Regions from separate parts of the Homo sapiens genome. Here region 1 is linked to region 2. Evidence: chromatin contacts called from ENCODE Hi-C data. All regions are on one chromosome and are shown on one strand. The core of a region is the stretch at or near the end of the contact, and the rest is flanking DNA. Distances in the headings are between cores, read along the strand shown. Region 1 has its middle 18 kb from the start of BOK. Region 2 has its middle 12 kb from the start of AGXT.

Evidence for each region. A loop is a pair of places that touch in the nucleus more often than their neighbours do. Pooled maps may share reads with other maps.
Region 1: a loop to region 2 is called in a pooled map of psoas muscle, with 2.7 times the contacts of the local background. The contact joins two enhancer-like sites. A Hi-C loop is called at or near these places in 1 of 50 pooled maps.

What each region holds. Positions count from the first base shown.
Region 1 is chr2:241,538,396-241,542,225 of GRCh38, forward strand. No RefSeq gene overlaps it. Among named protein-coding and RNA genes, the nearest start is that of BOK, 18 kb to the right of the region's middle. RefSeq lists an enhancer at 2,552-2,601 and silencers at 2,782-2,901, 2,912-3,101. Within about 2 kb of position 2,181, at least 11 of the 41 ENCODE cell types and tissues checked have a DNase peak (open chromatin) inside an H3K27ac peak, as active enhancers do.
Region 2 is chr2:240,855,408-240,859,240 of GRCh38, forward strand. No RefSeq gene overlaps it. Among named protein-coding and RNA genes, the nearest start is that of AGXT, 12 kb to the right of the region's middle. Within about 2 kb of position 2,089, at least 2 of the 41 ENCODE cell types and tissues checked have a DNase peak (open chromatin) inside an H3K27ac peak, as active enhancers do.

The sequences.
Region 1 (3,830 bases), core at 931-3,430, 680 kb after region 2:
TTGAACCTGGGAGGTGGAGGTTGCAGTGAGCCAAGATGGCACCACGCACTCCAGCCTGGGTGACAGAGCAAGACTCTGTCTCCAAAAAAAAGTAAAATAAAAGTATTTAAAATTGAAAGCTGGGGCAACATAAAATGATATGAATTCACTGCGATTACATCTGTGTCCCTAATGGGGAGTCCTGGCTGTGGGTCTGATGGGGGACACCCCTGGAAGGATGAGGATCAACCGCCTGGGGAGTAGGGAGGGAGGTATGCTTAAGTCATGGAAGCTGTTGGCAGATGCAGAATCCGTGACGTGATACGAGACTCACTGAAGGAACACGCCAGAAACACACATGTCAGGCCCAGAGGCGAAGGAAAAGCAAAGCGGATGTGCAGACACTGGGCTGACAAGGAGAGAGGTGAAAGCCAGGAGGGCCCAGGTGAGCCTCCTGGAGGGAGGAGTGGCCAAGCCAGAGGCAGGAAAGATGTCCCATGGGGAGAGAAAATCTTTCCACCAAATTTAAAGGAGTCAGAAAGGGGCTGCTGATTTAGGCTGCAAGGTTCAGCGTAAACGAAGGTGCAATTTCAGTGTTGTCAGAAACACTCTGAGGTGTGGGGTGGCAGCCACTTCCAACTTAGCCAGAGGCCCACCCAGAAGCTGAGGTTGGGGGTCACCACACAGGGCAGAGGCCACTTCAAGAGAGGGGCAGGGGGAGGGGGGCAGAGACTGGGCATTGTTCTGAGGTTTCAGTCACGGCCCACAGCCAAACGTAACATGCATTTCAACTGAGCGCTCAAGCACTCTGAGGAATTAGGAGAGTGGATGAGAGATTTAAAAATCCATGCTTGTGAGAGAATTCACATTTGTACAAAATTCACGTGCGGCTCTGAAACGTGTTTTTGCCAAACATCGTGCCCTGGATGTGTTCCCAGGTGTTTCTTCACGTTCCTAAAGGCCGTGTGACGTCCCCCATACCTGGAACAGAAAGGAAGTGGCCGTAGCCAGGCTCTGAATGTGCTGAGTGGGAAAGAAAGGTGCTGGGGGAGGAGGACCTGGACTTCACACTTAACAAGAAGGCTGGGATGTGGCCCACACCTCTCTCCTTGCCAGGCCATGCTGTGTGAGGGCAACGGTCTCCCAGGTGGGTAGATGATTAGGCCAAAGACAGAGGCTCGTCTGCTAGAGTTCAGATTCTCCCTTGGGGTCCCAGGGGCCTAGAGGAGGAGGGGAGGTGAAGCTGTTGTCTCTCTCCGCCTGTCCAGTCTGTCCTGTGGCATTTGAGTGGCAGCAGTGATGCTGTGACCTGGGTGCTGGGAATAGAATTCTGCCAGCCACCCCTGCTCTGGGCCTAGGCTGGAGGCCTCTGTGCCACCCAGTGGGCTTCTCCCACTTTGGGAGAGTCAGAGAAGCACCCCCTTCCAGGGGGCTCCCTCACAGAGAACACGGGGCGGGGGCGGTGAGCGGCTCGGGCTGTCTTTGGGCTTCACCTTCCTGGCCAGGTACTTTGCTTTCTCCCTGGGAGTGGGTTCCAGAAGGGAATCCCCAGGTTCCATGGGCCCTCAAAGAGGGGTGGGGTAGACTGCTGACTCTCCCCCAGGGGACCCCCAGTCACACAGTGGGCCCACCCATCTTGGCCATGAAGCCTGGTGGATCAAGAGAAGTGGGGGAGCTGAGGACAACATTGGGGGCTACAGGAGAAGGTCCTTTTGGGGAAAGTGACTCTGACAGCAGGTGTCAGAGCCCCTGGGGGTGTCCCTGGGATGCTCTGGCAGCTTTGCATCATCAAGGAGGATGCCCCCAACAAGGAGGTCTCACCGCCCCCTGGGTTGTCAGGTGAGCTCCTGGGGCAGAGGTGGCCCTGGGTCGTCCGACCATCCTGGTGTGGGCTCAGTCTGGACCCCTGGGGGTCTCTCCCACCCCGAGACTTTTATCCACCTCCCCACCAACTCACTCTGTACAGGCAAGCACTCCCCTCGCTGGGCCTGTTTCTCCTCTGTCCAATGGTGAGTGGGATTCTCCTTCAGCTTGTAAGTGGGAACTGTCCCCAAACCAGGGACACCCTGGGGGCTCCTCTGGAACTGGAAAGGCCGGAAGAGAAACTGGCTTTCTCTTCTGAGCCAAAGGACAATGTTCCTCCAGCAGCTGGGAGTCCACACCCCAGGCAGGCCTCGCCTTCCCACTTGTGATGCGGGGTCCCACCTCTGCAGCTTCGGGTGTCTGAGTCTGAGGCAGTGCTGAGGATGAGGTCACTCTGGAGGGTGGCCCGGGGTTCCAGGTATGGGTGCATTACCAGGCCTTTAGGAATGTGAAGGATCGCCTGGGAACATGCCCAGGACGCGACGTTCAGTGAAAAGTCATGTTTCAGAGCCACACACGAATCACATTTCCTTATCTCTGCACAGTGACCGTGGATTTTTAAATCTTTCATCCGCTCCCCTAATTCCCCAGAGTGCCGGGGCGCTCGGTTGAAATGCGAGTTGCGTTTGGCTGCAGGCCGTGACTGAAGCCTCAGAACAATGCCCAGTGTTTCAAAACAACATATTTGTGCAAAAAGAAGGCCTCCAGATCTCAGGAAGCGGGAAACAGCTGAAGAAAAAGAACGCCTGCGAAGGGAAAGGACAGGTGTCCCTGTGGGAGGACAGGGCCTGCCGTCCGTCGCTCGGCTGCAGGTGGGGCCCGGCCGCCCCAGATGAGCCCCGCTCCGCGCCCGCCCTGCTTGCACCCAGCCGGCAAGTCCACCGCTCGCTCGCGACGCCAAGGAAAGCAGCAGCCCCGGCGCCCACGGAGGACGACACCGGCCGCGGCCAGGGGCGGGGCGCGGCCATGAAAGGCGGGGCCAGGCGAGGGGCGGGGCCGAGGCGGGTGTGGTCGTGTGGGGCGGGGCCGCGGCGGGGGCGGGGCCTGTCACCAGGGGCGGGGTGAGAAGGGGCGTGGTCATGAGAGGACCGAAGAGAGGGGTGGGGCTGCCTCCGAGGCGAGGACCGTGCGGGGCCACGCGTGGGGGCGTGGTTGTTGGGGCGTGGCCGCTGGGAGGGGCGGGGCTTCTCTGCGCACAGGTGCGAAGCTCCCGGCTTCAAGAGCGCAGTAGCGGCCCCACAGGGCAGAAGTGCCCTTGTTGGAGACGGGTGCCTGGGGCAGGTGGGGGTACCCGAGGGTTTCCAGCCACAAGGAGGGGTGTGGACGATTGGGGGATTGGGGCCGGTGCGTGGTCCGCGCAGCCCTCCGTTCCCCAACAGCAGATCCCTGTCCCTCGGCCCCGTCCAGCATCTCGCTCTCCAGCCCCACTCTCTCCATCGGCAGAACCTTCAGAATGTGCCGCGGAAGGGAAGGGGCGCGGCCGGAGGGACCCCTGCCCCGCGATTCCGGCGCCACCTGACCTGCCGGGCACCGGGCACCGTCGTCCCCCGGCTCCAGGAGGGTCCTGTCCTCCTGCTTCATCGGCCCCAAGATTCCTCGGGTCACGACTCTGACCCCCGCTCCCAGGGCGCCAGGCGCGGACAGCGGGGAAGCGGCACCAGGGAAGCCCAGGGACGCAGGCTTCCGCTAGGCTGAGACGCGCTGACCAGCTGGGGCCCCGCTGGCCGGAGCCTCCGTTTCCCCCTCTGCAGAGCAGGCTTGGCCGAGGAGTAAGCGCGGCCGCTGCGGAGGGTTTGGCAGCGGGGACAGGGCTGCGCCCGGTGTGTGCGCGGACACCTGCCGCCCGTCCTCAGCGCCCGGTAGCCTCAGGCCCCAGCTCCGACCAGTGCGCCCTGACCTGTCCTGCCCTGCACGGGACGTCCGCCCCAACCCCACCCAACCCAACCCCCGAAGCTGTGTAACCCAGGGACAAGAGTCTGCCCCAAGGG
Region 2 (3,833 bases), core at 839-3,338:
TCTAGGACACACATATTCTGGGAGCTGCAATGCACCCCGCACCCACTGATCACCACTGAGATGTGTGGAGGGTGCTGTTTCCCCAGCAGAACTCCCCAGTATCCAGAATGCTGGCCTCATGAAGGCAGGGCAGGGGCGGCAGATGGGGCCAGCCCCAGCAGAGTCTGAGGCCACACCTGCCCGGGCATCTTCTTCATCATCTGTTCTACTTTCCGGTTCAGATTCTACAGTCACTTGGGAGAAGAGGGTGATGGGCTGTCCTGGAATTGGGGTGCTGGGGCCCTCCAGTTTGGTGGGGGACAGGTCGGGGGCCCAGGAGCAAAGCCCAGAAACTGCGGCAATGGGCAGCTGCCCTCTCCCCACAGGTCACAGTCGCCCTCTCCCCACAAGTCACTGTTGCCCTCTCCCCACAAGTCACTGTTGCCCTCTCCCCACAAGTCACCGTGGGCCTCGCTGCCCCAGTGCGTGTCCCTGCTGTGCAGATGAGGACGTGGGGTCCCAGTGGGACAAGCAGCTGCCAGGGCCACACAGTTGAGGTGGCCCTACCTGTCCTGCCCCCTGCAGCCACCTCCAGAAAGGGGGCCAGGCCTGTCCTGTCCAACCCCACACGGGGTCTCTGCTCACATCTCTGTGGCATGGGCTTGGGAAGGTCTTCAGGGGCCAAGGCTTCCTCTCCTCTAGGAACCCAGAGTGAACGCCAGGAAGGCAGTGCTGGATTCTATACCCACCTCTTGCCCCCACCCCACCCACCAATGCCAAGAACTTGCCACAGCCAGAGGCGCCTGGGGAAAGGAGCCCTGGAGGCTGCCTGGAAATCCCTGATGTCGTGGCTCCTGAGTCCTCCAGCATTTAGGAGGCTGTGCCGACTCCCAGGGAGGTGCTCCACATACCCCCCACTCCTGTCGGGGAGGACCCTCGGGCTGGCCGGGGTCGCATGGGGAGGGGAGAGTGCGTCAGGGCGGCCTTGGCCCAGGTGGGAGAGGCGGAGCCGGAATTTTCCACCACAACCCTCGTTACTGTGATGACCTGTGGCCCCTGACCTCTGCCCTGTCACCCCAGGGGAGAACTTGCCTCCACTTCACAGATAAGAGGTCCAGGGACAGCCCTGCCTCCACCTGGCTGGACTCCTGGCTTTGCACGGGCAGGCTGTCCACACAGGACTTGGTTTTACACCCAGTCCTGGGCATAGGTACCTGTGCCGAGCAGGGATGCAGCAGCAGGCTCAGCATGGGAGGGGTTGTTCCAGGGATGGGGTCACAGCATAGGCATGGGTGGCAGCCCTCGTGGCACACCAGACCTGGGTACAGCACCCAAACAGGTACCCCAGGACACAGCACCAGAACAGGTACCCCAGGACACGGCTTATCATCAGGAGCCACTGGGTGGCATCCGTTCTGCAGGACCCTCACCTGCCAGAACCAACTCCTGCCATTCAGGCCGTGACCTGGAGGGGGCAACTTGTGCCGGACACCCTCAAGGCACCACTGCATTACACATGCACAGGCCCCACGGCCCAGGGGTCCCGCCCTCCAGTTAAGGCAGTGGGTTTTACACCAATCCTCCCCTTTTTGGGACCCAGCTGCTGCCTGTTGAAGGACAAATGCCCTGATGGCCACCTGCAGCCTGGATGTCCCAATAGGCTGGTTTAGCCGGGGTTCAATTAAAATGGTGCATGGTGGGGACGTGTGACTGGCAGACCGCACAGCATCTCCCTACAGCACCTAAGGGCGACAGGCTCGCCTGCCTTAGTGAGACAGGCACCAGACCCAAAGAAATTGTTTGCATTATTTTATATCAGTTATAACAAAACAAGTTAAACTTTTAAAAGATACTCAGTTCCTGGCCTTGTGTGTCAGGTAGCAGGCCGGCTGGTTCCGCTGGTGACTTCATCTGGGGAACTAAGACAACCCCAGGTCAGTCCTGCCCAGGAGGGCAAGGCAGGCCAGTCCCGGGTCCTGACCCGGACTTCACGCCCCATCCTGCCAGCCCAGGCCCACCCCAGGGCCCAGAAAGGCGGCTGAGCTGAGCAGGTGGTGCCCTCAGCTCCCGTTTCACAGCTGCGAGAGGCCACTCCCAGGGCACTGCTGCTGCTGGCCTTGGCTGGAACGGCCTGGCCACGTGGCCAGGTGGCCCTTATCCCCTGGACTCCTGGGTGACAAAGGTCAGTTGCCTGCCCTGCAGCTTGCTGTGGTTCGTAGCTCCGAAGCTCCCAATAAGCTCTCGGCCTGAGGAAACACCCTCCCTTGGTGGTTGCAACAGCTTCTCCTGGTTACCTTGACAAAGGATGAGCAAACAACACCTTCCATTCTGGAACAAAGCACACACACCTCCTTGGCTTTCCAAGGGCTGCCCACCCACCCTCCGGGACCAGTCAGCCAACTCTGTGTCCAGATCTTCTATGCCCTCGCACATGCCATGCCAGGCACACAGAGCTGCATAAAGGGGGTCCCGCCCCAGGGAGGACAGGCAGTCAACAGATGATGCAACAGATGGGGTGAGTGGCCTGGTGGCAGCTGAGGACATTGGACAATTGGGATGACTCCCTGGGGAGTGAGGGGGAGCTGAGTAAAGACAGGAGCAAGCACTGCTGGCAGAGAGGGCAGCATATGCCAAGGCACAGGCGCATGGGTTTGACTGGAGCAGAGGGGAGTGTGCTTGGGGGTGGGCAGGAGGCAGAGCTGGGAAGGCCCCGTGAGCTGGCTGAGGACAGCTAAGACCACCTGGTGACCATCAGGCAGGCCATCCATGGCAAAGCTCCATATTTGAGGAATTTGGAAGTAATTAAACTTCCCCATCATCTAAAGTTGGCACCTGGTTCCAGGCCTCCTTTCAACCTAACATTTATAAGTAACTAGAATTTCTAGACATCTCCAGAATGCGTGGCTGATGAAAATCAATGTGCACCCCCTGCCATCACTAAGGCACCAGAATGTCTACAAATGTAGCATTTGTTGTGCAAATCACCCTTCAGCTCCCGCCGTGGGGTCCAGAAATGCTCCTAAGGAAAATCCCTGGTGGTGCCGAGTCCTCCGGCAGAGGCACCCACTGCACTTCTCTGCAGCGTTCTTTCTTCCTAATAAAACTTTCCTCTTCCAAACCCATACTGTCATTGGTAAGTTCTTACCAGCCCTCGAGTCGGCCCCTTCCCGAGGCTGGGGCTCCGACACCTCGCCAGGCACCTCGGTTGTGCGTACAGGACTTTACTGGGATTTCTCCCTTCTTTTCCCTCCCTGCTTCCCTTGATGGTCTGGTTCTTTACTCGGAAACTGAGGGCTCTGTCCAAGACCACTCTTCAGTGGGATCCTGAAGCCCTAGAGAAGAGATATCTTTCCATCACTGCCCTTAGGGGTGAGGAATTAGCCAGGGTTCTTTTCCGTTTTTGAACTGCCAGGGAACCAGCTTGAGTACTCTTTGGCAATTGAAGGTTTCTGGCCAAGGGCACTACCTGGTGTTACCCGAAGGCCAAGACAAAAGAGGGAATTTACTATTGCCCTTTGGGGTGGCAAGTCCACTTTCACTTGATGCCCTGTAAACCATGCCTTGGAAATGAGCAGCAGTGATCCCCACTCTGCGCAGACACATTCCACTGGTTGCGGACCCACATTTGGATTCCACTTCAAGTGGGAACCGCATCCCAAGTTATGGGTGAGTTCTCCTTCACCTTAGGTCTGAGCTGACCGCTCAAACACGGGCACACCTGGAGTGGTCGTCCAGGCAAGGGCAGGCCCTCCATTTGTGGTAGACGCCCCCGAATAGAGTGAGCCGAAGAGGTGAGGTCCAAGTCCCTCAGGGACACCTCGGGGATCTTGTAGTACCTGATCTGAACCCAACAT